Regions from separate parts of the Homo sapiens genome. Here regions 1, 2, 3, 4, 6 and 7 are each linked to region 5. A link is a loop called in an ENCODE intact Hi-C map of the cell type or tissue named here. Cell type or tissue: Calu3. All regions are shown on one strand.

The links. Hi-C counts contacts between places; a loop is a spot of excess contacts. Peaks named below come from ENCODE experiments on the same cell type or tissue, not always from the same donor. Only the 100,000 strongest peaks of a DNase experiment are listed, where the experiment ranks them.
Region 1: it touches region 5 in a loop (14-fold over the local background); 23 of 110 quality-filtered maps call a loop at or near these places.
Region 2: it touches region 5 in a loop (15-fold over the local background); 88 of 110 quality-filtered maps call a loop at or near these places.
Region 3: a loop joins it to region 5, with 5 times the contacts of the local background. A loop is called at or near these places in 94 of 110 quality-filtered maps.
Region 4: it touches region 5 in a loop (14-fold over the local background); 69 of 110 quality-filtered maps call a loop at or near these places.
Region 6: a loop joins it to region 5, with 5 times the contacts of the local background. A loop is called at or near these places in 59 of 110 quality-filtered maps.
Region 7: it touches region 5 in a loop (10-fold over the local background); 7 of 110 quality-filtered maps call a loop at or near these places.

Annotation. Positions count from the first base shown.
Region 1 is chr2:177,162,657-177,166,656 of GRCh38, forward strand. It overlaps LOC105373760 (a long non-coding RNA gene), which reads right to left and starts at 2,854. Exons shown (of 6, transcript XR_001739795.1): 1 at 1,692-2,854. In Calu3, a CTCF peak has its summit at 2,085 (motif pointing right); DNase peaks (open chromatin) are centred at 2,085 and 2,695.
Region 2 is chr2:177,146,618-177,150,617 of GRCh38, forward strand. All of the region lies in intron 1 of LOC105373760 (a long non-coding RNA gene), which reads right to left. Among named protein-coding and RNA genes, the nearest start is that of MIR4444-1, 64 kb to the right of the region's middle. RefSeq lists an enhancer at 1,758-2,481. In Calu3, CTCF peaks have their summits at 709 and 2,487 (motif pointing left); a DNase peak (open chromatin) is centred at 2,464.
Region 3 is chr2:176,636,809-176,640,808 of GRCh38, forward strand. It overlaps LINC01116 (long intergenic non-protein coding RNA 1116), which reads right to left and starts at 801. Exons shown (of 5, transcript NR_188023.1): 1 at 654-801. It overlaps LINC01117 (long intergenic non-protein coding RNA 1117), which reads left to right and starts at 946. Exons shown (of 4, transcript NR_110599.1): 1 at 946-1,200; 2 at 2,683-2,765. RefSeq lists a silencer at 1,411-1,460 and an enhancer at 1,621-2,135. In Calu3, a CTCF peak has its summit at 1,521 (motif pointing left); DNase peaks (open chromatin) are centred at 883, 1,233 and 1,493.
Region 4 is chr2:176,813,257-176,817,256 of GRCh38, forward strand. No RefSeq gene overlaps it. Among named protein-coding and RNA genes, the nearest start is that of LINC01117, 180 kb to the left of the region's middle. In Calu3, CTCF peaks have their summits at 1,672 (motif pointing left) and 1,886; no DNase peak of the experiment used is centred here.
Region 5 is chr2:176,124,948-176,128,947 of GRCh38, forward strand. LOC100129455 (a long non-coding RNA gene) reads right to left here. Exons shown (of 1, transcript NR_187615.1): 1 at 2,878-4,000. Among named protein-coding and RNA genes, the nearest start is that of HOXD8, 2.8 kb to the right of the region's middle. In Calu3, a CTCF peak has its summit at 2,283 (motif pointing right); a DNase peak (open chromatin) is centred at 2,264.
Region 6 is chr2:176,650,382-176,654,381 of GRCh38, forward strand. All of the region lies in intron 2 of LINC01117 (long intergenic non-protein coding RNA 1117), which reads left to right. Among named protein-coding and RNA genes, the nearest start is that of LINC01117, 15 kb to the left of the region's middle. In Calu3, CTCF peaks have their summits at 2,137 (motif pointing left) and 3,655 (motif pointing left); DNase peaks (open chromatin) are centred at 2,150 and 3,670.
Region 7 is chr2:177,762,289-177,766,288 of GRCh38, forward strand. All of the region lies in intron 10 of PDE11A (phosphodiesterase 11A), which reads right to left. Among named protein-coding and RNA genes, the nearest start is that of PDE11A-AS1, 91 kb to the left of the region's middle. RefSeq lists a silencer at 1,453-1,747. In Calu3, a CTCF peak has its summit at 1,601 (motif pointing left); a DNase peak (open chromatin) is centred at 1,563.

The sequences.
Region 1 (4,000 bases), 1.0 Mb after region 5:
TTCAGGGACATCGTATGATATCCTATGGTTATTTCTTTTGCAAAAATCCTATGCACTATTTCGAATGAAAGGAGGATTTGAATCAAATGAACTACTTATTTGCTGATATCACTATTTCAAAGTCATCAGAGCAATTGCTAAAGAGAAAAATTATAAATATGTTCAGGTATGTTTCCCTTCCTTCCTTCAAATGTGTTCATTGCCATATAGAGTTACTTTCTAATTCTATAATATCAAAAAGTAATAAGAAATTAAATTCAAAAGATAAATCTTAAAATCTTAATGAGTAAATTTCAAATTAAGATGGAATGACATTTCAAAGCATTTACTTGGTAGCATATGGAAAATTATATAAGGATTATAGTAGGCATCAAAATATTTTAAGGCAACCATTAAACAGTTTTAAAGATAGACCTAATTACAAACTCAGCACTTAAAGTAGGTACTTACATACTACAAAGCTGTTTTAAGAGTATAAATTATTTTATTTTGCTGTAATTCTCAAAATTTTATGGCAATTCAACTCTAGCATTCACGTGTTTCAATTAATCCACTGTCATTGATTGAGCCTTACTAAAGTTAATTTGCTTTTTCTAAAACAAAAAAAACAGTAACAATACCCCTTTTCAGGTACTGATTTGAAACTCTTAATTGTATGAGCTCGGCTTCTATATCAAAAGACAGATAAAAGAGACATAGAGGAGACAAGGTCAACTGAAGATTTTTAAGATTTTTAACCAGGGCCTTATTACATATGAAAAGTTATAACATGATTAAAAACAAGGGGGAAATGTCAACATTTTGACTTGGTTGATAACAAGGTTAGGTGAATTTCTTATATCAAATATGCAGGCTTTAGCAAAAGTTTAAAATATGCTCAAAATAGTAGTCTATGTAAATCTCACACACCAACACCATGACCAGCTATTTTACTATCTAATGTCTCACATAGACAAGGTTTTAAATGTTATTTCTCCAACAGCATAGTAATATAAATTAGACTGAGGTAAGACTATGACAATTTCTTCCTTCCTGAAACCTCCTCTTAAATTAGATCTACCTTCCAAAAATATTATTACAAGAGTCTTGGTTCAGATTATCCTTATTCTCTATAACTGACATAAATATAGATATATGAATGACATTTAAAAAGAAAAGTTCTTCTTTATAACCTTCAGCTTGTTTTCATAATAAATTCCACCGGGAATATTAGTAATAATAATTGATTTTAGCAATAAGTAATAGAGTTATAAACAGCTCCAGCTGTTTAGTGAAAGAAATGTCTCAGCTTCAGGTTTTATTTATTAGCATTTGAAGTCCCTCCATAACCCTAGTAAGATCAGTTATGGCTTAATTAAATGAGAAAGATGGCCTGCCAAAGATTCTTTGTTCTTAAAATAAATACTGTATGTTTTCTGTTTTCCTGCAAATCATCACAGCCTATTTCTATTTGAGAATAGATAGGGCTCCAAACCTACATCTACTTCATACCTCCCAAATAAAGTCTCTTTTGCCTGGAAATTTTGTATTTTTTTCATAGTGTACCATCTACAAATACCATCTTAAGAGGTTTCTCCTTTATTAACCATTTGAGAGTTATTCATCTCAGAGTCATACGTGTGAGGAGGTAACAGAGCCTCTTCACAGTAGAAATATTTGCTACTTAAAAATGAACACAAATTTACACTTACAACATGTCCTCAGTGCTGTGTTTGTGATGAAGTTCCATAGTTATTACGTGTCCTAAGTATATGTTCAACCATATCTACAAATGAAAAACAAAACGCTAAAGATTCACTGGCAAAAGATTGAGCTGCTCCATCAACATGGCAGGAATATTTCAAATAAATGATCTCTTCTCAAATCCTTTGGAGAAATGATTGCATTTGTCTGGCCTTTCCTCTCCCTGCCCCTGCCCACCGTTTTTCTCTACTTTCATCTATAATCTCGTCTGCTCCTCTCTGGCCACACTGCAATGATTCCCCCATTATGCTGATGGAAAAAAAAAATGAGGAGGATGAGGGATAAGGGGACGCGAGAAGACCGACGCCTTCCCAGATTTGAGAGCGACAGGGCGGCTCCCCTCTCCTACCACTAGCTGGCGCCAGAGCCCTAAAGATGCAGTGATATATTGCGTCATCTCTTACTAATTAACAAAGCTGTTTTCAAACTGATCGTAGTTATTCAAGGGAAACATGAAATAATTTTGACTATGAACATGTAGTAAAGCAGCAGCATCGAGGGTGATATCCCGATGAAAATAACTCCATTTTATGCCTTCAAGCTTTTGTCTTAAAAAAAAAAAGGCAGAAAAAAGAAAAAGAAATGCATCCTTAAATGATTCGTGGGTTTTTATTTTACCCAAATAATAAACCAAAGGGAAGTCTTTTTATCCTCTACAAACTATTCACTATATATATAAAACTGTAAAACTTTCCAGTTATATAATGCTCTGTTAACCTAAACAAAGTGCCTTTTTTATTATGCTTTTAGTCTAAGACAGAAATGCCCGACACATCAGGGTCACAGGGAAAGCTACTTTACTGCTTCAGCTCCTAATTCACTCACACACTCCTTCCTCCTAACCAGCTTCAGCTTTCTTCTTCCGACCACAGACTCTCCAAGATTTTGCTTTTCTCATCCTATCCTTCCCTCTTCTTGTACAAGCGAACACTGTCCTTCCAGACTCTTCCATGGCTGCAGAAGCTGTAGGGAGGAGCCCTCGGCCAGCCAGACAAAATGCACGTAATATTGCTCACTTTAGGAAAAGATGGCTCCTGGACAAACGAGCAGCAAACAGTGCGTTTGGTTTGACGACATGAATTATCATTATGCAAGTAAGACAGAGTTTAGGTCTGGCTAGAATAAAATCTAAGGTGAAAAATTCAAGCACTGTATGTGCTGCCATAGAAAATGTTATTTTTCATTTGGGAAATTTTCCTACACATGTAGCACATTTTTATCATTAGAAAAATGAAAGACTCTGATTATTTTGGCAAGAGAAAGTACATTCAAACTTCAGTGAAATACTATAATTTTTTTAAAGAAATACTTTATAGTTTGACTTGTGAATATATTAAATGGCTGGGAATACTCATTCAAATCACATGCCCTATTACCCACCCCATGCCCTCATTTCCTCTGGGAGCTGCGGAGGTCTGGCACTTGGAAAAAGAGGAAAAGAAGGAACGGGCTTCTCTGAGCCTTCTTCTGGCTTTCATAGGCAGAAAAATATCAAGCTTTCTTTTCTTCACCCTTACCCTAATTCCTCAAAGAAAGAATGCTAAGCTTTATCTTGGGTGGACTTCCTTTACCCTACACTAAAAATAAGATTGAAACTTGTTTTCTCCCTGTATCAGCCAGATTTCTACATGTGGTTTGTCAAAGGCTGCTCCTGAACTGGTTTTCCCACAGGATATCAGTGAATCATTACCCTTTAATCTCCAAATAAGATCCCAGAAATGAACAAGAGCAGAAAGTGATCTGGAATGCAAATCAATGTTTGTTTTGATGGCCTTTTGGTTTTCTAGTTGAAATCTCCCTTAGAAATTCTTTTATTATGGCACCTGGGTGACTTTGGTCTGGGAGAGAACATTCAGAAAGTGAAAATGAAGTTTGAGGAAGTCAAAAATGCTGCATAGCAAATGACGCAGAAGCTCAATGTGTCTGCATTGTAAAGAAAGGTCAGGTTTAATCCTTTGTTATCAGTCGTAATTTTGCTGGTCCCTTTCAGGAGACATCATGACAGGGAAACTACATTAACCACAATTTGGTATGCCCTAATCTTCATGCTAACTACAGTTTTCTTTTGTTACTTACTGGCCTTGACCTTTAGATGGACGGCATCAGGTGCTACTGAAACCAGCAGATCTCTCTCTAAAGCCTAGTGCAGGCCTGAGTCATATGCAGTTTAATTCATATTCCACTCAACATGCCCGTTTTATTTCCAGTGGAAATTGCTCATTTAATTGCACTGTACGTTTTATGGGGTATGCCCCAG
Region 2 (4,000 bases), 1.0 Mb after region 5:
ATGTGCATTTGTTTCTTGTTACAAAATACTAATTCACTGCCTAGTTTGTAAAAAAAAAAAAATTACTCATACATTTTGCAAAATTACAAATATTGTTATTTTTATTAAAATAATCACACCTGAGAAGAATTCAGAAAATATGTAGACAAATTCCTGTAGGGTTTTTTTCATGGAATTGCTAAAGGAATTAAGCTTTAAAATTAAGTGAAAAATAATATTTCAGTTAACAAAGTTAGGTTCTTGAAATTATATTTTCATTGATTAATTCCTTCCAATGTCTACCCATTACTTCTCTTTTATAAAATTTATTTGTATTGAAACATTTGTGCAGAATTAAAATCATACCTACAAATGATAACAAATTTAACCTAAAACTCCCTTGTGTTTTAAAGGCTTTTTCTGGTTAAATGCCTACCAGAAAGGCAAATACAAAATTCATTTCCATAAGAGATGAAATCAGGCTTTTAACCTAGCCAATTGCCCATATAAACAATCTTCAATATTATTTGGTCATCATTTGGTAATTAAAATGGAAAATCACAACCATGCTGAATTTACTCCAGGTGCCAAAAAAGTTATTTAGCAGATAACTAGAGATAGAGAAAATGTCTCTTTAACAGATTCTTTTAAGAATACATCTACAAGAAGCATCTGGCTTTCAAACAGTCATAAAAACGAGAAGCAGTTGAACAGTGGCACCCAGAGGTGAAAAGTATATTGCTTCTAGAGATTTATATTGTTAACTACAATGTTTTTTAGTCATCCTTTTTTTCACTTCCAGATTTGTTTCTAGTATCATACCAGAAATCATTTTTTCTTTGTTGCATATTGAAATACCATATTTTAATAAATAGAAATAAATGTTTCGTTTTAGAAAAAGTACTTTCTTTATTAAATTGCATGCCAATTTCCCTCCTTCAAAACAATAAACCAACTGAACACCAGGCAAAATACCTTCCATAGTTGAATATCATGTTCACTCATCTACTTCTAGCCTACCAAAATTATTAGCAAAGATATTTTTAAGAAATACCTCTGTGACTACTACACAATTTCCATATACTCCAAGCTACATTTGTGCTAAAGATGTTTTTGTTGGACCATCGCGTATCCCTGAAGAGATAAACCTGGGGAGATTTTTAGAATTCCATACTGAACCCCCTCCCATTATTATGATAGCAGAGGATGGAAATGGGAATAAGAATGCTGGACAAAAGAAAAGGGAATAAAAATACTTTTTTTTTAATTCCACAGGAAGTTTAAAAATAACAAAATCTATTTTGACCAAAATCAAAACGCGCCTGCCGATTTTAATTAAAGCAGCTCTATACCTTTGAACCAGCCAACAAGCAGCTGCAGTAAGCATTTGGCTGGCTCTGAGTTCCTAAGCTAAACTGCAGAAAAACGCCTCCTCCTGGATCTAATCACCTTCGGGCGCCTCAAATAAACCTTAGCGTGTGGGGCCAGCACAGGTCAGTTTTTTAAGAGCCTCCGTAGAACAGGGTCTTATTTTTGTTCCTGAGCTGAAATGCACACATGCACTTAGCAGAGAAGGTTTGCCTAATCTATCACCGGTTTTCGTCTGTTTCTGGGTTTCCATTACCTTTTGTCAGACGTTTTCTCCAAGATCCTCGCTGCTTTCTTTTTAATCACCTAAGAAGCAACATTGATGTGACAAGCTCCAGAAAAAGGCTCGTCCTTTCTTATCTGCATCTTCAGCCTAATGATGAGGAATGGGTTCCATAAACTTGAAAAAGGCAGGAAAATGCTGCCAAAGTCATTATCCACTACTTTAAATTGGAAAGAAAAAAGCTGTCCCTTTTTAGAAGAATGGTAATAACGTATAAAATAATTGTACAAAGCCTACAGCGTTTCATATAAGAAAGGAAATTGCCCAATGCAATTTAAAAGAAAAACAAAATACCTTCATTTCCCGCTATCTGAAATCTACATCAGAATGTACCCTCGATTTTGCATATGAAGCAGAGTGCTCAATTGCCTGCCAGAAATGAGAGCGAATTATGCCTGCACTCAAGTTAATATTGAAATAATCTCCCTCTTTTTGATACCTTCCTCTCGTCCCTTTTTCCCCTTCCGTACATTGCAGTGTCATTGCCTAAATCAATCTTTGGGCATTAAAGGTAGCTTCTGGGGAGCTTCTCAGTCGCCAGCCTGCTACTTGTCGGGGGCATCGGCTATGAACTGCAGCTGGATGGATGCCTGTCTGCCTGCTCGTCTTTAAGTCTCACGAAGCAAAACCGCAGGCTTTCTCGTACTCAAAACCACACCATCATTGTCCATATTCGGGTATTTCATTACAGTAACAGTTTGAAGGACACCAGGCTTACAGCCTTTTGGAGCAGACGGTAGGGAAGCTGCTCCACATGGATCATATTGATCTCTCCAACCACTCCTCGAACATCCACAGCTGTTCCAAGATTTGCGCCCAGCGGAGACGAGACGCGGCAGTAGACCTGGGCGCCACCTAGTGGATTCTATTGACCTGGGGGAGTCGTCAACGCGTGGTGAGGTATATAAGCTTCAGGGAACAATCCCTACAGCCAACCTAGAAAATACTAACTATAGTCGAAGCAATAGGGAAGGAGTCTTATCTTTAAAAAAAAAAAAAAAAAAGTAACAAGAAGATGACAAAAGAAGCAAATGATTCAAATGACTGACAGGAATTTCAAGAGTGGTTTTTCAATATAAATTTCAAATCTCTGAAATGTCAAAGTGCTTTATTATTTATATCTTTATTAAGAAAAGGAAAATATAGAAAGTTTATTTTGCCAAAATATTACCACTTTTCTTTAATCTGCCAGATTGGTCACATTTTGCCTTAATAAGTTTATAATTCAGTAAGCCAATCCAAATGGAACTGAATTTTTATTTTTCCTACCATCTAATAAATATGAGTCTTAAGAAAAGCTGTTTATAAAATATTCCACCAATTATGTCTCCCTTCTTCACCCATTCCATTCACAGTTTCCATTCCTATTATCCCCCAAAAGAGGTCGTACTCATTTTTCCTTCTATTCTTTACATGCACACATTTTCTGGAAGAAAGAACTTCAATTTTCTTCGTGGCAAAGTTGTGGCTATTACCTCGTTTGAGATCAAATTCAAAATACAATTCCTAGAAAGTTGTACCTTCAATTGATCCACATTCTGCAATCACTTCCTACTTTATGTTTTCAAATATATTTTATTTAACATTGCCACTTGATCATAATTTTCTAATTGTCTTACCTCCACAAATTGTACTTTTGTCTGATCCACAACCTCTGCCTCAGAAGAGGAGCCTATTAAATGTTGAATAAATAGCTATAACATAAGCAGATAACTATCTCTGACAAGATTTGTTAATAAATACTCTGGTTATTCTACCCTTTGGATGTGCTAAATATATCAACAACAACTAACATTTATTGAGGTTTTTTACTTGATGGTCACAATGGCCCTATTAAAATAGATACTACTATTATCCTTATTTTATAATTGAGGAAAGCTACTTCTAGAAGGTTAAGAAATTCACCACATTGACATGGGCAGTAAGAAGTGGAACTGAAATTTGAACCTGGTCTTTCTGACTCCAGAGCCTATACCCTGAACTTCTATACTACACTGTGTCTATCTTATATGTTGTTATTAAAATATATGATACACTATGATCTTATTACTGGTTGTATTATATTTTGATGATTCACTTTATAAAAGTAAATATTTCTAGTTTTATCCCCTGCAAAATAAGTTATTTTAGATAGTTGCTAAAATTATTCAAGTTGTTAATATTTTTTACCACGTTTGGTCTTTAAAGAATGAACTTACTATAATCAAAAGATTTGCACAAAGGAAGGAAAAGAAATTACTTTACTGATCAAAGGACCGATGCAGGAAAATATGCAAGCTGACTGCATTTCGCTAAGATTGCAACAATGAAGTGGAAGAGCTAGGGGAAATGGGAGATCTGGTAATAACTGTTTCTTTGTTTTTTCAGTTC
Region 3 (4,000 bases), 510 kb after region 5:
AATAAACAGGTGGTTTTTTCTTTTAATCACTAAAGAACATCCCTTTTCATATAGCTAATATAACAAAAAAGTCTAAAACATGGGCATATAATTCCCACTGTAAATTAATTATAATTATTTCAGGCTTAAGTATTAATAGTAAGTGAATTCTTTTCAAGAGATCCTTGGCGGTTCCATTTGCCCTTGAACATTAACCCTGCCACCTCAAAACTCAATGCCTTTGCACTTAGTCTAGAAAATTAAAAATACAACTCGTCCTCATCCTAGTAACCTGCGCAAGTCTCTACAAGAGACTGGAGGATCTACGTGGTAACTAACTTTAACTTACCTCTTCTAGGCTTTATTAACGAGTTTATCAAAAAATATTAACTTTCAGGCAAGATGTGGCTAATTCTTAAATGCAGCTTAAAACTTTCGACATCCCCTTGTAAAAATGATGCCACGAAATGTGCCACTGTCCATTTATTTCCCATTTCACTTAACGCATTAATATTGACCCTTCGGACAGCAGCGCTGGCATCATTTTGGAGCTGCAAAGCAAGACGTGGCGCGTTGATGAGCTAAAAAGGACCCGTCTTTCTCTGGGCCCCTTACCAACATCTCTCTCCCTAGAAGACAAATACTTTTCAGATCTCGCACCCCTCTTTACAAACCTGAGCGGGGCTTTCGGGGTAAGGGGAGGCAAGACTTTGGTGGGAGCTGCTCGTCTTCAGCAAAGCGAGGGCCGGCTGCAAAGGCGCAGGCTGGCAGTTCGGGTCATTTCCTGCCGATTCCCCATTCCCCTCGGAGCAGCTTGGAGAGGAAGTCGGACTTCTTTTCCAGGCGGAGCCTCCACGATGGGCGTGGGCGCCTCGTGCGTGGGCCGGGGGCCTCGTGCGTGGGCGGGGATCGGGGCCTGGGAAAAACGGGAACCCGGTACCCGCCCGCGCCCTCGCGCGTCGGCCAGGAACCTCGGCCCCATGCGGGCGGGCCAGCGCGGCCAGGAGGGCCGGGAAGAGGGGTCCCCGGGGCCCCGGATGCGCTGAACTCCGGGGAGGGGATGGGCAGGAGAGAGAGCACACTCCTGGAGCCGCGACGTCCAAACCCGGACGCACTTGAACCCGCAGCGAGGCCCGTGGCTCGCGGCCTTCGGAGAGCACCCGCGCCCCGCGCAGACCGGACGCCGGCCTTGCCCGATCCTCGGCATCCTTCGGCGGGGCGGCCAGTCCCAGGGCGCTCGCTGAGGGCCACACCCTGGCCCCAGAGTTTAGCACCGCCGCGGGCAGGGCGCTCCGCTCCCGGACCCCGAATCTGAAAGCGGAGACCAAGGGCTGCCTGCGGCAAAGCTCGACATACACTTGATTTTCTTCCGATTTGGAGAAAATGTCACGGGCGAGAGCAAAAAAAAAAAAAAAAAAAAAAAAAAAAACCCTAACTGTAAATATTATTTGGAGGTGGGCGAGGGCGCGGCGTGCGCGCGGCGGCGGGTGGCGGGCGGCGCGGGCGCCCTTGCGGGGATTCCCGGTCTCTCAGCGCGCCCTAGTGGACGCCCTGCCTTTCGCTGGCTCCCCGTGCTCGTTACAATCTGCAATATATTATTTCTTCCGAAGTATTGACAATGTGTGAGACTCCAGTAACCCCGGAGCTCTCGTCTGTAATCAGCACATTTATCCACATTTAAGGGGGAAAATCCGAATTAAATCCCCGTGACCCTGATTGGGTTACAGTGTCATTTTCCCTGGATCCTCTTTTAAATCCACTCCACACTGCTTCTCTGTCTATTACATGCTAATTTAATTTTACTGTGGAAGATATTTTCAGGATTTGCTGAGGACAGTAAATTTTGTAGTTTATGTTATTTCACTTTTTATGACTTTTTAACACTTAATAAAATTTTATTAGAGCACTTTTGTGTTTACAAGGCCACAAAACTCTTGGCAGGTTGTCAGAAGTCCTTTTTATTATGATCCTACTGATATACTGCGAGTAATGAAATAATCATGTCCAGAAATGTATCAAAGGCCAGAGGGATTATCCCACTTAATAGCTCCACAGATGCGCCCAGAAGAATGTGGACGCGCGACAGGACGGGCTGAAAGGCTGCAGGAGGAAGCAGGCAGCCCCGGCTCCTGGCTTTACCATTTCGGTTGCTTTCCTAAAAGGCTACATGCAGGGTCATGTGACTTTCCGCGGTCTCAATAAAAAAAAAAAAAAAAAAAAAAAAAAAGAATTTATTCTATTGCAAAATGTGCTTTTCTTTTTATACTCCTTGTGTGGGCATTTAAGACTGTTCTAGTGGCAGTGGGGTTGGCTGTACATATCCATGTCAGTCACCGCGCCCGGCCCCACTTTCTTCTCATTTCTAAGTGTACTTTTGTGGCATTTAAACTGCCGATGGTGACTTTGGTGTTGAGCGGTGTTGTTTCCACAGCCCACACTGAAGGCATTGGGAGGGACCCAGGAGGGCACAAGGTGTTTTAAGGCCCTTTCCCACCTGCCAAACACCTTTTGCTGTTGCTTTTTGGTTTTATTTTGTTTTGCGAAACCGGGGAATAGTGACTTAAGGACTCGGCTTTCTGCCTTGTGCCAGAGAGCCACAGTACACTGCTTTTATTTTTATTTTTTGGTAAGACTTGGCTATAGGAAGGACTGAGAATATAGCTTTCATTTCTTTTAAAAAACATTTCCTTTTCTTTTAAATAGATACGTGATCATTTAACACACGGGTGTTAAGTTCATTCTTGCTGCAAAAGAAGGCCATTGTACCTCCTGACCCTGAAAGCAAGGTGGGTGGCTTTGTTTTATAATTAAATTTTCTGTCTTCAGCTTCATATTTCTCTTTCTCTGTTATTTCCTAAAGAGTGTGTCAAAGTGATAAAAGAGGTGAGGAATGGACTCATAAACAGAGTGATTTTGAAATTACTGTTGGTGTATCCATAGCACGTGTTCTTCTAAACTTTGGCTTTTAAGGATTTCAGCAGGGTTTTTCACAAGCAAGTGTGTGTGTGTGTTTCATGTTCCAACATATCACATTAGGATTTTGTAATCTGTCACTGTTTAAAACAGCCTCTGGGAAGCGCGCCTCTCTCTGGATTGCCTCCATCACACGTGTGTTCTCTCCCATTCAGAAATACATAAGGCTGCTCATGATGCTCTTTGATTTCAACTTCAAGGAAGCAGTTTAGTTTTTTGTATGTCGTTTGCTAACCATGGACAAAATTTAGCACCTGGTCTAATAGTCTTCTGTGTGTCTGTGATGGCCTAGATTCTGAAAAGAGCTTACGAAGGACTGCAGTCCTACCTTAAAAATAATTATGTCCTGAGATCATTTGGGCAGCCATTTATCTCCTTTTCTGGTATTTTCTATTTGCAAATATGAGTCAGTTTTTCTTTCTCTTTTTCAAATTATTTCTCTAACAGTTAAAGAACTAGGAAAGAAAGTGATGTTAGGCCCTGACTAAATATTCTTCCTTCATTCTGCTTACTACTGACGGCTTGTTTTCTTTGCCTTTTACCACATGAGACACAAGATATGAGACGGAGCAGAGAAAAAGGTTCTGATGTTAGCTCTCCAAATTCCAGAGTGTTTTGCATAAGGGAATTTATGCTCAAGTTCAGGAATCAAGAGGAACATATTAATTTTCATTCTGCTATGAAGTGACAGTTCAATTTTATGAGTAATTTGTGTCTGGGACAATTTAAATAATACTTAAAAGCCTGCAGTAGCTTTCAAGTTAAAAATCTATTGTGTTCAATTATGAAGTAAACCTCCCCAAGGCAGATCCATTTAATGCATCAAAGTATGTTTTTAACTCTTATTCAAAACTCCAAGAGATTGGCTTAAATATGGTAACTGATGGCACACAGCTGTGTTAATGGAGGGCTAACTAGTGTCCACACCGACTTCACAGTCCCTTCTCAAGTCTTCAGTGATGAAAGGAAAGAAAAGAGTGAAGCCTCAATCTTTTCATCTAGAGAATCGATCTTCAAAAACAGGAGTAAAGGAGCCACACCAGAAGCA
Region 4 (4,000 bases), 690 kb after region 5:
GACTATGGATACAAATGAGCCCTAACTTCCAAGACTACTCAGTGAAGTACACTAGCTGAAGCGTTTCGAATGCATTGGCCCTGGGAGGCGAGGAAGTTATAGCAAACAACATATGGGCTCTAAAATCTGGAACTATCCAAGACAGAACAAGAAAGCTATTTTCACTTTCCTTGTTCCATTTTTTTCCTCCAGAAGATGAATGATTTCTAATCACATTTTACTCTCATCTTTAGAGCTGGATCCTGAAAGAACCAGGTTGGTTTAAAACAGCTAGTGAGTTTGCAGCCCTGTCTTATGATTACCTCATGCATTTGTGTCATCTGCTTTCCTTGTTGTGTGAAAACACACTGAGGAAATGTGTAAGTCCACTGAATTGTTCCAACTCTTTTATTCACCTTTCAGCATGCTAGTTCCTTCCCTTGGCATTGATATCATGCATTTGTCAAAGATAGACTGTCACTTTAGGGCCTCTATTATGTGCAAGAATTGGCAGCAAATTTTACCACTGGGATTTGCTTATATCCTCTGTATGTTATTGTACTTCTTTGGCATTCAGTAAATTCCGTGCACCCACTTCTTTGATGTGCATTCCAGCCCCTAAATGTGGAAACAATGACTAAAATTTTGGATCAAAGCATCCCATAGATGGCAAGCAACACAGCTCTCTGATAATTCACTAGAACAGAGAGCATCTCCCCTCCCCCACTAAATCTAGGCCAATAGTCCTTCAAGAACAGCTCTGGCTTCCCCAGAGCTGCAAGGGCATGTGAGGAAGTTGAAGAAAACGACTCCAGGGTTTTAGTAAAAGGAAAGAAACTAAACTGGATAGCTCTTTGGAAGCTCCTGGCCATTTCTAACTATAGGGAAAGCAAACCATTGTTCAAATTCCTTCACCACATTATTTTTCCTGGTCCTGCTCTAACTAGCACTTGAACTGGGCCAGCCTTTTTTCAGCTTGGAAAAAGACCTATTTTCTCTATCACGTCAGCCTCACAAAATGGCCCAGATTTTTTTTTAAATGAATCTTTAAAAGGAGAGTTAAAAGGCCCATGAATTGAGGATTTTTTTTTTACTAATTGAAAAATCACAGAACTACCAAAATCTGAACTGGTAACTTTTGCAAACTGGAATTAGCTGTCTGGAACACACTTTCAATGTTTGCTTTTGCTTTACTCCTGGAATGCCTGTGCAAATAATTACTTGATTCAATTTACTTCACAGGTCAACTTTGACTCATAAAAGTAGTAAAGCAGGTAACCTCCCAGGGATGCTGGGAAGACAGATGAGCAAATAGATATAAAATTGTTGTAAGTAATTAGCAGGGGTTGGGGGTATTTTATAAATCGAGCTTATTTTATGGTTATGTTTTCACTTCACACCATTTAGTGTCCAAAATGTGCTCATTATAATTAATACACAATGTTGAGAACTATTATAGAAGTACCATATTCCTTTTAAATATAGTGAAGAAAATAATTGTGTTTGAGGAATCTCATCCTGTGTAAATTAGAATTCCCAGTAAAGTGGCATAATTGAAAATTGGGCTGACTGCATGGAATGGGGAAGAGAGTCATTTTAGCACGATAGTGCATGTTCCATCAAAAGGTAGTGCACCAAGGTGGCGACTGACAGCTCTTAAAATAAGTTTCAGATTCTCTCTCTAGATAGGAAGTTTTTAACTGCCTGATATATGCAATAGTGACATCCAGTGGTTGTAGAGATAATTACAAGTGTATCTCATTTTAAAATATAAAATGTTTTATATTATAATCAAATATTCTGTGTTGTCCAATATTGTCTATATTTTTTATTTGGCAATATGCAAGTCAATAATTCAAACTATATACCAAGTAAAGCAAAATGCACTCTGTTTATCTACTAAGCAAATTCCTAAGTCCTATTATTATCTTCTTGTCTTTTAATTTTACTAAAATTACAGTAAGTCTACTCTCCAAGGGTCTCTCTGGCCCTCCTAAGCACACCTGGATGTTTTTACAGGCATAAATGGGATGGTGTGCATACTACACACACAGCAAAAGTGGGAACTGCATTTTACCAGTAAATACTGGAGAAAAGGCATCTGTGATCCTGAACATGTTCATTGCTGCAGAATTGCTCTAAGAAGTTCATTAAGATGTTTTCTAAGTCATTGAAGAGAAATAAGGATTCAGAAAGAAGAAAGGAAAATAAAATGAAAGAAAGGGAAAAGGAGGGAAAAAGGAAGGAAAGGAGGAAGAAGGGAGGGAGGGAAGGAAAGAAGGAAGGAGGGAAGAAAAAAGGAAGAAGGGAGGGAAAGGAAGGAGAGAAGAAAGATGACTATACATTGATCTTTATTAAGGTTTGACAATGGAGATATTAGCCTCCAAAAGAAATTTTTGTTTGTTGTTTGTTTTTTTCGATGGAGTCTTGCTGTGTCACCAGGCTGGAGTGCGTGGAGTGCAGTGGCATGATCTCAGCTCATTGCAACCTCTGCCTTGTGGGTTCAGGGGATTCGCCTGCCTCAGCCTCACAAGTAGCTGGGACTAGACACCCAGCTAATTCTTTTGTATTTTTAGTAGAGACGGGTTTCACCATGTTGACCAGGATGGTCACGATCTCTTGACCTCATGATCTGCCCGCTATGGCCTCCCAAAGTGCTGGGATTACAGGTGTGAGCCACCGCGCCTGGCCAAGAAATTATCGTTTTAAAATGCACTTCAACTGCCAGGAAATTAACTAAGGCAAAGATAAAATTTTTTCACTTAAAAAAAAATCCTCCTGGCACACCTGTAGTCCCAGCTACTCAGGAAGCTGAGGCAGGAGGATCAACCACTTGAGCCCAGAACTTCAAGGCTGCAGTGAGATGTGATCACTCCACTGCACTCCAGCATGGACAACAGAGTGAAACCCTTTCTCAAAAAATAAAAATAAAACATTGAAAACAACTGCTACTACCACAAAGTACCTAGAACAGAACCACTTACAGGAACATGCTTCAAAAGCATCTCTCTCCTCCATGATGAGGAGGAAATTTAACAGAAGCCTGTGATGTCATATTGGCTTGTATGTCAATGCTGAGCACACCAGGTGACAGCACACCAACTTCCCAGAAGCCACACTAGATAGACTGTCATCTGTGTCAGGCTGTTCCTCAACCTTAGAATCCCTAACTGTTGGAGGTTTTCTTCCCTCAATCACCTGCCTTTTTGAAGCTGGAAACCATCATTCTCAGCAAACTAACACAGGACCAGAAAATCAAGAACCACATGTTCTCACTCATAAGTGGGAGTTGAACAATGAGAACACATGGACACAGGGAGGGGAACATCACACACCGGGGCCTGTTGGGGGGATGGGGGGCTAGGAGAGGGATAGCATTAGGAGAAATACCTAATGTAGGTGATAGGTTGATGGGTGCAACAAACCACCATGGCACGTGTACACCTGTGTAACAAAACCACACATTCTGCACATGTACCCCAGAACTTAAAGTTAAATAAATAAATAAATAAATAAACATTCTCAGAATGGGAAGAACTTAGAGGCGCCCTCTTCCATTTCTTGCTTGCTGGAGGAGAAGAAAAAATCAAACAAAACAAATAAAACAATTAAAACATCAACTCCAATAGAAGGTACTAAAATCGATATGTAACTCCATAAACACACACACACACACACACACACACACACACAGAAAATGTGTTGGATTGGTAGAGCATGTGTGCATGAGGCCTGTTATTTGCATTAAGCAAAGAGCCCTAGGACAAAGAGAAAGGAATAGCCTCCTTTCACTCTGAGAAATGATACCCATTTGTGTCAGTGAGAGTTAGGGGAGAGGTGCATTGAGACAGAGCAGGTGAGTCGGCAGCCTTTAAGCAGGTTGGTTTGCTTTAACAAGGGCTTTGAACTGCAAGCTGGCTTATGCAGATACTGAAGTCAAATACCGCCCTCCTACACACTGCTCTCAGAGTACCTTCCCTCGGAGATTGCTCTGGCTTCTTGCTTCTCTTAGTCATTTTCA
Region 5 (4,000 bases):
CTGCTTTCTCTGCCTCTCTGCAAAATATCACACTCAGGATATTTCTCCTCTACCCCTGGGAGTGAGACATTGTTAAAAATTCAGGGCCCTTCCACCTGACAGATCTCTCTGATGTGTCTCTGCCTTCTCTGCCTCACATCCCTTTGTGTAGGCAGATGCAGCAGCACAGACCCTGTGGGGGGACATTGGTGCCTCCCCAAGCCTGGTTCAAGGTCCTCCACGAACTCTGTGCTTGGGCCCAGTGTTAGCCTTGCAGAAGCGCCCAGAAGAGCCAGCAGGCCCCAGAAGCCAGGCACTTTCAGGCTGGGGCTTGGGTACACAGCACCCTAACCTTCCCTGGGCTCCTGAAGCCCCAGATGCCAAACCCCTCTCCAAACAAGGGAAAGGCCAACTCTACACTCTGGAGCAACTGTCCCAGCTCGGTGGGGCTAGCTGGCTCCGGGAGGTCCCAGCTGGTCAGGCTGTGAGCTTCTGCTCCTCCCCACCAAAGCCCCAAAGTGACCTTAGCGATCAAAATGGTCAAGGCTCTCCTCCCCAGCCACCTCCATTTCACCGCCCCCTTCCCCCCACCCAGCTTCTGTGTATGTTTAGCCCCCAGCTTGGCCCTCTGAGGGCTGCATTCAGGGGCTAAAATGAAGGTCATTGTAAGTGAGGGTTTGGGTGAGCACAGCATTTGCAGGCCAAAGAGGCAGCACTGCCAAGTGGCCTGAGCTGGGTGGAAGGTGGGGGCGGTGGCAGAGATCTTGGGGGATCCCAATGAAAGAGGGGACGCGAAGAAAAAGCATAGGGGGGCTGGGAGGGAAAGCCAAGGAAGGCCCAGATCCGGCAGAAGGTGCTGCGCACCCCTGCCACTGTGGCCAGCTGGGTACCTAGGGCTCTTTGAAAACAGGAAGAGCCGAGGTGTCATAAAGCCATCTAGCGGGCCAGACGTCTGGAGGTAATGAGTTTACGACAGGCCCAGTGCTTTGCTTTGAAACCATCTCATTTTGATGTTTGTGTTTGTGGGAGAAAAGGAAAAATGCAGACAAAACTGGGTCTTAAAATCTAGACAATAAAATATAAACAAGACTGCGTTGGACCAAGAAGGCAGGGGCATGGGAGCCCCCAGGTGAGGTGTGAGCACCTAGGAAGTAAACATGAAAGAGGTAGGAAGGAAGAGGTGAATGAATTTCTGATTTTTGAAATGAACCAGGTAATGGAAGTAGCCTAAGGAGATGGCATTTTACAATATTTTGACTATGACCACGGTTTAGCTGGTTCTTTAGAAACAAACAAACAAAAAAATTGGCCTGTTATCTGGGGATAGGGTGGTTAGTGATCTTAGGTCATTTACCCAGGTGAGAGTCTCCCAGAAGTGTGGTTCGCGGGAAAAGATGAAGTTAGATGCCTATTCACAAGAATCTCTGGCCCTCCACTCCAAACTTTGAAGCAAAATGTTGTTGAAATTTATGTCTATTCACTTATAAAAAAATACAATTGTTACACCTAAACTGGAGGAAAGCAGTTTTGAAGATGAGTAAAAAGATTAACCTAACAGGAAACACTTAAGCCAATTGAATAGTCATTGCTTTTAAAAAAAATTCTAGTGGAATGCTTAGTTCAATGACTTTTGATATATATTTTTAAAATCCCATTTATTGTCCATAGAAATTCCAACAAACAGAAGCGCAAAGGGACTTTCCAGACAGCCACTCAGAGATCCAGCAAAAAGCTTTTGATTTGGCTTCGATTCCCCCCAAAATCGGCCACCTAAGTGGGCCCCAAAGCATTAAAGTTACAGTGTTAAAGTAGCAAATATTCATGATTTAATCCTAAAAGTAACAGCTGTAAGAGAAAAACAAAAACATAACAATACTTGATTTCTGTAATTTCTTGGTTGCCAAAGTGTCTGGTTCCTCTGGAAAATAAAAAGCCTCTTGGCAGTTGATATTTAGAAAGTTGTAGGTTTTGTTAAATCTAGCCTGTCCTATAATTGTTTTAAAAGGCACAGCTGGGCGGTTACAGCATGGGGACTTTTGGTGTCTGGCAAAAGAAGGGCTGGAAGCTTTTGGAAAAGACACTACTGGAAGCTGTTGGGAGCACTGATTAGAATATCCTAGGCATACAGGAGCTCCTGCTTGCTGCTCTTGACTTGTTGACAGTCACAGGAATGAAGCATTATTAGTGTCAGCAGTCCAAGCCCCAAATTGAAGAACGAGATTAGAATTGGTTTGAGATGAATAAAAATTAAATTCAGTGGACTGGAGGTGGCATTTGGCCACTAGAGAGCGCTGTTGCTCCACTTTCTGATCTCGTAAAGCTGGAATTGCGGCGGAGAAAGGTTTTGATTAAAAATATTAACAATCTTATTTTTAATCCGAAATTAGGATAATTTTAACCAAAAATAAACAAGGTGTACTATTAATTTCTGTGTTTGCTGGGCATAAAATTTTGGCTCGATCATGGCTTCAGAAACTTTGGACTGTGGCACAGCTGAAACTATAAAACATGATAAATTAATGTATTATATCAAAACAGAAAGCTGTAAAAAGCATAGATCTTTTCTTACTAAGTTAATCGCGCTCTTTTTCTACTCATATTATAAACGGAATGCTTAAATAAATGTTAAAAACTGTTTTGTCCCAAGAGGAAATGTTGTAACGTTTTCTAAATTTGGCCTGAATGTCTATAAATGAATTTTCTAGTGTTCATTTTTCTTTTATTCCCCCGAGGAATCACACAGTTCTACAAGATGCCTGGTATTGTTGAGATCCAGGCTCTTTCATTTTCCCCCCCCCCATTCCATTCCAAAATCCACTCATTTATCCAGGGTTCAAACACACACACACACACACACACACACACACACACACGCCAAACTGAAAAAAAGGGGCACAATTACAAAGGTAGCTCCAAGGCTTTATTGACAATAATAATCTTTTAATTGGGCATTTGCAAGATTGAAGGACAAATCCTTAATTGTCAGAATCAATTCGTTCGCCTTCGGATTTAAAGAAAGTCATTATACTTGGCAATAACCAGCAGAAAAAAAACCCCACAAAAACAAACAGCAACAACAACAAAAAAACCCTTGCTCTCCACCACCCCAAGTCTGCACTCCTTACTAATTTAAAAATTAAATAAAGCATGCCTCTGTCATCTCCAGATTCATTAACGATTCCTTTACCTTTCAGTCATTCCCAGTAGAAATAATTGAGTCGGACATTATCACCTTGCTATGTCTGTCCATCTCGATCTCATTTTCTCCATTTGTAAAAATGATATTTCAGTCCACCCGGACACAAGTCAGGATCGCGCTCGCAGGCTGGGCCAACCCACAAGGAGCTAGGGGTAGCTGAAATCGCTCGCCAGCCTGCAGCATCTCTGAGGCCGTCTGGGGTTTTCGGAAATTTGCATTTGGTGTGGAAAGCCGGCGTGGTGCGTTTAGCTTGAGCAGGGGCGCCTTGGAGGTCTATTTCCAAGGCTGTGGGCCTGGCGCCCTCACGACATTGTACCTATCCCGAAGGAAACGGGGCTCAGTCACCCAAAGAGCCCACGAGAAAGGCCGAGCAGGAGAGGGGAAAACACACACACACAACAGAGAACCATTGCATTTATTGGACATTGAAACGGGAGCAGAGAGGGAAAGGAAGTGTGTGGGGAGGCGGTTGGTAGGGTAAAGCCAGACAGCTTTGGAGAGAGCTGCTAAAATCGGGAATATTTTGTCGATTCACACTCGACTGGGCCACATGACTCGGGCAACTTTTCTTCATCTCTGCTCACAAACTAGGCTGAGCCTTCTCTTTCTCTGCTTTGGGAAAAATTCGTAACTTTGAGGCCTGCGCGCTCTCTCGGCAGTAATTTCACAGGCTTGGCGGAGGAAGTAGGATCGTTAGCATAAGATGGGCCGCCTGCAGCTGCCTGGAACCGGCGCGATCTGAACGCCGGCTGGGAGGCTCCTGGGGGGAACTTGCGGTCGTCTGCCCTCCGCACTCCTCCGGGAACCGCAGCCGGCCCTGGT
Region 6 (4,000 bases), 530 kb after region 5:
ATTCTGTCTGGAAGTGGGGGATTGCAGAGGGAGGGTGCCCTGTTTTAACCTATTTATTATGCACTTGAAAATACTGAAAATGTTTATAGAAGTCAAATTAAATTTTGTAAAACACATTAGTGCATTCATATGTTCAAACCTGAGCCTACAATTCTATACCAACTACTCACGTAAAGTCATTATGTGGAAAAGAAAAAAGTCACTTATGGCTTCTACTCCATGTGGAAAATTACCAAAGACTGCAGTTTTTCTAACCACGAATGGTCTCATTTCCCATGTGCAGTTGGTTAGCTCCTCACTGTATCCCCAAGGAGTGCGTGAGTCTGAAGCACTGCAGAAAAATGAGAATTTTCACACTTTAAAAGAGCCAAGGCAGCATTTGTAATGACTAAAAATAAGAGCAGAAGAAGTAAAAGAGGAAAGAAAGATTGGTCCCTGGTTTTCCTTCCCCTCTGTTAAGCGAGACCATGGAGTTTCCAGGTGAAAGTCAATTGTGGGCTTGCTTTTAATTTATACAGGACGTTAGGAAAGAAAAAGAAAGAAAAAGAATACCAACTCCCTTAAATTTCCTAGCTCAAAGTTGCTTGCAGTGAATGCTAAAATGAAAGGAGTTATCAAGGCCAAATTCACTATACAGCTTTTGCGAACTGTTAGAAGCAATTTCCAGGACCTGTGCTTTTACATAGGTTTGCTTTCACTCTCAGCTTGAGTGTTAATTTTTGACTAGTTCTTTCTATCCTTTCGTCAAATGTACACATCCATTTCTTCCGGCATCTCATACACACACTGCACACCACACACACACACGTGCATTATATACATAAGCAAATACCTCTAGCCACTTGGTAACAGTATTTTAGAAAGCAGCTTGATATCTGGATTAGAGAGTTGAATACTTTCAGACAACTCTCGTGGGCACAATGTGTTAACTGTTTTCTGTGCCACCATTTTATTGTATGCGAGCGGATGGCAAAATGGTGGTTCCAGCTTTTTGTTGTATAAGGACTCCTTCGCATTCAGCCTCTGATTGAAGAACCAGTTTGTATACCGATAGAAAAGCCAGGCTTCTCAGTCTGGGAGACTGACTAAATAAACCATATACGCAAATCTTCTTCTACTCACTGCTTTGCAGACGCTTAACCAAAATTTTGCATATATAAGTACAAAGGGAGCAAATCCTGATTAAAATAAAAAATGGACAGAAATGATATTCCATTTAAATATATAATTCAATGGTGTTGGTAAATACATATGTTATTAAAAGACCTTCCAACGTTGCCATAAGTAAACTACCTTGAGAAAAGGTCCAACACAGAGTTAGCGTAGAGAATGTGAATGTTTTACTTGTGCATAAACGATCTTTCCAGATCAAGGTCGAGGTCATTGGCAAGATAGTTTAGTGAGCTCATTCTACAGTTATTTGCACATGCAAATTGGGGTTCCAATTTTAAAAATATTATTGCTTTTTGTTCATGAGAAGAGCTTTGATTAAATTCTTAAAATAAGAATATTAAAATAATTGAACAATATACCTGTGCTAATAATATTCAGTTTTAATTAGCTCCTAAATAGAATCAAAGCTAAAATGGATTTTGACGTACCCTTAACTGGATCTCAAATTAAGGAGAGATGAATTTGACTAAGAGAAGATTTTTACATTGTTGTCTATTACAGCTGAATTACCACTCTCTTTTGTCTGAAGAAAAATATTTTCTTCTCAACGAGGTATATATTTTTAAGACTGAAGACAACTGAAGCTTACAGCATATAGTATTTGGTTAGATTTTTTTTTTTTTTGCTTTTTGACTGCAGTTGCCAAACATTTGAGATTATAAAAACGATAGTACTACATAAAATAGACCTGCAGCAACACTGTTTATGGCACACGCAACAATATTATTTTCTGCTGTTTGGTGTGCAGGAGTTGTAAATAGCAAAATGTGTAAGCCATTAAATCTAGTAGCAATAGGACTCAAAGCAAGGTTTATTATACCAGTGCCTGAAAAGCTTTACTTTTTATCTCTGTGTGTTAAATTTTCGTGTTTGCAACAGTATTTTAGCTCTGGAGCTATTTATCTGGTAGCATCTTTGAGAAAAAGGAAATGGACAGATGTCCATAAACAAAGGGCTCCACCTGGTGGTAAAGAGGAGGTATGAAATGTTGATGAAGAGAACTAATGCTGCAAAGGCAAACAGATGGAAGAGCAACGCGTGTGCGTGTGTGTATGTCTCCTAAAATGAATATGTTTGAAGGAAAGAGAATGACAAAATCCTCCAAATTTGGATTCCAGTGTGGATATAGGCTTACAGCTAACATTATTTGATTATTTCTTTCACATTCAGTCATTCCAATATGTTTACAAATTATTTTATTCAAAATACATACATCTGAACAGATATTAACAGATGACCCTAACAGATACTAGGTACAATTGATGACAAACTATCCATATCATCTGATCATCTTAGGTTTTAGTAGAATGCCATCTAGTAGACAGATTTAAACAAAGAAAGCATTTGTTCCGACTCGAGGGCATCCTTTAGGTGGCTTTGTGGCTCACCTAGTTAGGAAGACCTGAAAAGGATGTGGTGCAGAGCTCCGGGGAGGGAAGCAAGGGTTTCAAATCCATGACTAAGAAACAGAAAATTGTTCATTTTAAAATGTCATCTGTGGCTGAAGTGTTGAAGAATTTGAATCTGCGTATTGTGATTCTTCCACCTTTTCAAACTCTAAAATTAGGCCAGGAATTACATATATCAAATACTATGCAAAATGTAAAACAGGCATGCCGTTTATGGCTCTCTACGTAAGGTGGAAATTAAATCTTCAGCCTCCAATAAAATTGTATTTCTGTAATAAAACTGCTGCACCTTGACTCTAGACTACATTGAATCCCAAATTAAACACTCCATTTGCTGTACTGTAACAAGCAAAAGGGTTTGCTACACTGAACAATATTACAGATAGGAAAAACGTATTCTTTTTTGCTTTATCACCTATGTAGAGACCACGAAAACAGGCTAATTCCTCATCTCTTCTTTCTCAGAACACAACATGTTTTGATATGGGAAATTTTAAAATTCTATCTTTCATTGCTAAAATTTATATTTCTTCCTAATTCTATAAATCAGCATAGATGACTAGGCCTAAAAAAAGTCAACCAAGTAGGATATTTACTACAAAATGTCTACTGCATTTCATGGATAACTCAGGCTTATAAGCAGAAACAGCTGGTGTGCTAAAGGCTAGGTACATTTCTTTATGCATTATGTATAATTCCCCATAATGTACATGCAACATTCACTCCACATCCATATCTGAAGTGCACACATACTGCTACATGATCTATGAAAGTTTTAAACTTAGGATCTGTTAATACATATGTATTTATCTCACCCAGTGTTGATTTAGAAGAAATTAGACTGGATGTTCTTTTAAGCAGTCTAATTCTATAGTTTTTTTTTCCCTCACCACGCCATGGCCCAGCCAGCGCTGACTTCTGGCATTTGTAAAGTGTCTGTAATAGAAATGAAAGCCTACCCAGGGTGAGGAATAGAAAGCAATGAATACTAATGTTGCTTCTTCTTACCAACTAAAGTGCAGGCGAACAAGACAGGAAGCTGTCTGTGCCTCTCTGTCTCGGCCGTCCTCCCTTGGCTCTGCCAAGCCACCCTCTAGTGGACTGAGGGGGGAATTTCCTTTCCTGGCTGCCTCACTCGGCTATTCATTTGATAAATGAGCTCCCCTCCCCCTCTCTCAGGAGATGGTAGATATTATTAACCTTCAAGCACGATACAGCGAGATGAATGTTAATCATGAAGGGATTTCTCATCAAGTTTAATGGTGTAAGACATAGAGAAGTTGTGTTAGCAGTTTCAATCCTGCTAAAAATGCTAATTGTTATGTTTCATATGATAGGTGAGGATAATAGGAAAATGGCAACAGCTTCAGCGTTTCCATTTGGAAGTTGTTGCCCATAATTTTGAGGCAAATATAGAG
Region 7 (4,000 bases), 1.6 Mb after region 5:
CACCCATTGTGATGGCTAACCCAAGCCCCTCTCACTGAAGTGAGGGACTACGTGTTCTTCATTTCCTGGCGTCACAGCTAGAGTTATCAATGGATCTAATTAGAGGAAAACTAAAAAGAAGATAAAGTGATACAGTCCCAGATGCGCTAGTGTTCTGGAAGGTTCTGATGACTTTAACCTCTCCAGTTCCCTTCACAGTTCAGGAGTCAGGGATCTCACTGGGCCACACTGTTGCTCTCCACTGGACCTTCAGGACTTGTCGCCGCTTTGTTCCTAGCGCTCTGAAACAAAAATGAGCCCTCCTTTGTTTCACTGCCTCAAGTTCAGACTTCCTGCGCCTTCCCGTGTGACACTTAGGGAATGCAGTGAATTCTGCTGTGCTAACATGGGGGAGGGAGAAGGTGGGAGAAAATCCTCCAGGCCCGCTCTTCCTCCCAGGGAAAGGAGATGCTCACAGTGATCTTCTGGGGAGAGTGTCCTCGCTTTGTTTTCAAATAGAAAGAAGTGACAAATAGTGGCTGCTGAAGTTGATGTGAGGGGAGGTCAGGGTCACCACAGGATGTATTTTGGTCAGGCGGGTCCTTGAAGGGCCCTCAATACCTAGCCGCTTAGCTCAGCAGGAGGGAAGACGAGCCTGGGCTTGCAGATCTGGTTCCCCTCATGCTCAGCACCCACTCCCCCGCCCTCCGCCACTATCTTCAATACTCAAGAGTGACAAAGTACAACCATCCTTTTTCTGATGTGGCATTTGATTAAGACACAATTCATACAGACAGCCGGACATTTGAACGCGAAGCACTCCGCATATTTATGGATGCGTCCTGAGCAGTGCAAGCCGCCCGGCTCGGCTGCTGCTTGTGAGCAGGAGATGCCCTTTAGGGTGCTGATGCAGCTGTTTCCTCTGCAGTCAATTTCCTGGTGAAGGTTCAATAACTTTCTCTGACGATAAAAAAAAAACTCGGATATTAAACTTGACATAAATACTATTTAAAGTCAAAACAACTTCCTAAATTCCAAAGGCGGGCACAGAAGAGGAGACAGCATAGGCTAGGTAACGAATTCCTTCTATATAGCTTCGAGGTAATCTTTTAAACAACCTTAGAAATGACCCGAGATGCACTGGAAAGCCACTGTTGGGATTTCAGAAGGTAGCATTTCAGGAAGGCCATGAGAACTGAGACTGTAGATAAACAAGACAAAGCTCCTGCCCTCTTTCTGGTACCCAGAAGTCCTGCTTTATCCCCGGCTGTGGAGGAGCCTCTATGGGTCATCTGCCCTGAGGGGGAGGAGCTGGAGGTGCCCCTACCGATGGGGTGGGTAGTAAGCTCCCGGCCTCTGCCACCCCGCTGCTGTCCATGGGACTCAGGTCTACCCCTCTTCCTCTTCGGCGTTCTCTGTGTCGCCTGAGTTTGGGTAAATGCCATGGTGTTACCCTCTGTCTGCATAGTGCACTCCGCCTCTGCAAGGGGCTGCTGCAAGAATTGGGCTCTTCCAGGGCTTCGGAAATTGATTGCACAGGGCGGTGGCTAGCGCGTGTAGTGCCTTTGTGGCAATTGGAGAAAGGAGCGCCACCTGGTGGATCAACTACTAAAAGGCACTCCATGCACTTGGCCAGCCAAGAGAAGGGGGGCAGCCCTGCACCCGCCTGCTGTGCAAGGGGCCCTAGTGCAGGGCATAAGGCAGACACATCTCCTGGCATAGCTGTAAAGGCAGTCTTGAGGGCTGAAGCTTCTTATTATACACTATTTCATGGATTAAAGTGTCTTATCAAATCTAATTTTTTTTAAGCCTAGTAAATCACATCCTATTGCTCAGTCTGCAAAGGAGGTCATAAGATCCTATTTTTGATGCAGTCATTCTTATTTCAGTATATAAATGCCACAAGGAGTACCTATTCTTGGTACTTTATTTTATTTTATTTTATTTACTAGGATATTAATTTGTGGCCTAGTCATTAACATTGAAAACTTGAAATATGTATGAGGTAGTCCAAACCCAAACCCCAACCTGAGTTACTGGTGCTTAATTACTGAGGCAGTTACAGTGCTGTAAATGAGTTCATCTCTGATTGCAGCCGTAACCCATGCAGTGCTCAATTGAAGGAAGGGATGATACAAGGTGGCAATATAACACCACAACATCCATGAGTTGATTTTAATTGGTAAACTGGCAATATATAGTGAGAATTGTTTGGTCTGTCCACCGCATTGCAATTTAAGGAAAGTCCATAAAATTACAGGAGCATATAATTGGGGTACTAAACTCATTTTCTTATGTTATCACAGCTGGCATCTTTAGGTTATTGAAAGCCTTTAAACCAGCCATCTTCAAGGAGATGTAATTGTCAATGTGGTCTTTATACATTATTCCTGTTAGCACAGAGCTGCAGAGATAAAAACAGTCACTAAAATATGCACAAATTTTCTGTATATAACTTTCTTATTTCAAGTTCATGGAAGATCAGTAAATGTTAATGAGGATTAAAAACCATTTTTTAGATCCTGGTTTCCTCATTAGATGCACAGGGCAATCAACCCATAAAGGATAATTTATTGATACTACAACCTGAATCAGACTTTTGAAATAGTTAATTCATTAGTTCCAGGAAGTTCTGTGATCTTTTTGTGTATAGGTGAAGCTGCAAGAAAGACTGTTTCTTGAAGTATAAATGATATATCAGAATCAGGAAAAATAAACCCAAATTCTGACATTCTTGGATGAGTAATTATATGTTGTTTTATCTATTTATTCTGGCTGCACAGTCCAAGGACACTTCTAGAAAGGTTTTCACACTCTAATCCCATTCTCCCACCCATCACTACTACATGCTCCTCAAGGAAATTTTTCCCAACAGAAGTAATAGGGTTATCAGAACAAAACAGAACAACAACACTCTCCCTAACAAGGCATTCTAGAATAGGGGGAGAAAATCCCAAAACATAAAGGAGTATGAAACAGAAAGACCAGATATGAGGAAGGGTAAGATGGCATCAGCCTAGCATTAATGATTATTAAAAGATTCACTACAGGTTTATCTTATGTGAAATCAATCTTCCTTTAGGCCCCACAATCTCTGAGTACAAATGGTACAAACTAAGAGTAATTAATGGTGTATATATCACATTCTCCAATAGTACAGAGTCTCCATCTCTCCTACTTATTTTTGGGAGTCCTCAGGGTGTACCTTACCTGCCTTAAAATGTGACCACTGAGCCTGCATTGATTCCATCGATGCCATCAGCTTCTGCTGGTCACACAGGTAGGAAGGGGCCCTGCCACGGGTCCGTAGTGATGCTTCCTTCATTAGGCTGCTGCCTTCTGTTAGCACACTGACCCATTCTATCGGGAGCATTTGATGCACTGAAACCATACCAAAGCTCATGCCTTCTGTGTTTACTCACGTTCTGAGCTGAGAACATGGATCCATGGGAGGCTGAGGTGAGGGATAAATCCAAGGTACAAACTACATGCTGAACTTGGAATCATCTAGACACTGAGGTCCATGGCCTTAACTTTCATGAGGAAGAGTTCTTGACTCAGAAGGCCTGTTAGTCTCTCATGTAAATAACTACAACTAGCTTGTCTCCCAGACATTTCTGCATCCCAGATGTGGTGCAACTTGGGTTCCAACTGAAGTCTGTCATATTTACGTATGTAAAATTTGACCTCCAGATTTTTGTCAGCATTGGATGAATCAGTTTCTTCCCAAACTCTGGCTTAAGCTCTGAATCACTGATCACTAGTCTGGTCGGGTATAATCCAATACACTGGGACTCAGCCATCCTTTAACTCAGTGGTCTCCATGCTTTTTGGCGCCAGGGACCAGTTTCATGGAAGACAATTTTTCCATGGACCTGGGAGGGGTGGGGGTGTGGGAATGGTTTTGGAATAAAATTGTTCTACCTCATATCATCAGGCATTGGATTCTCATAAGGAGCACGCAACCTAGATCCCTCACATGTGCAGTTCACAATAGGGTTTGCACTCCTATGAGAATCTA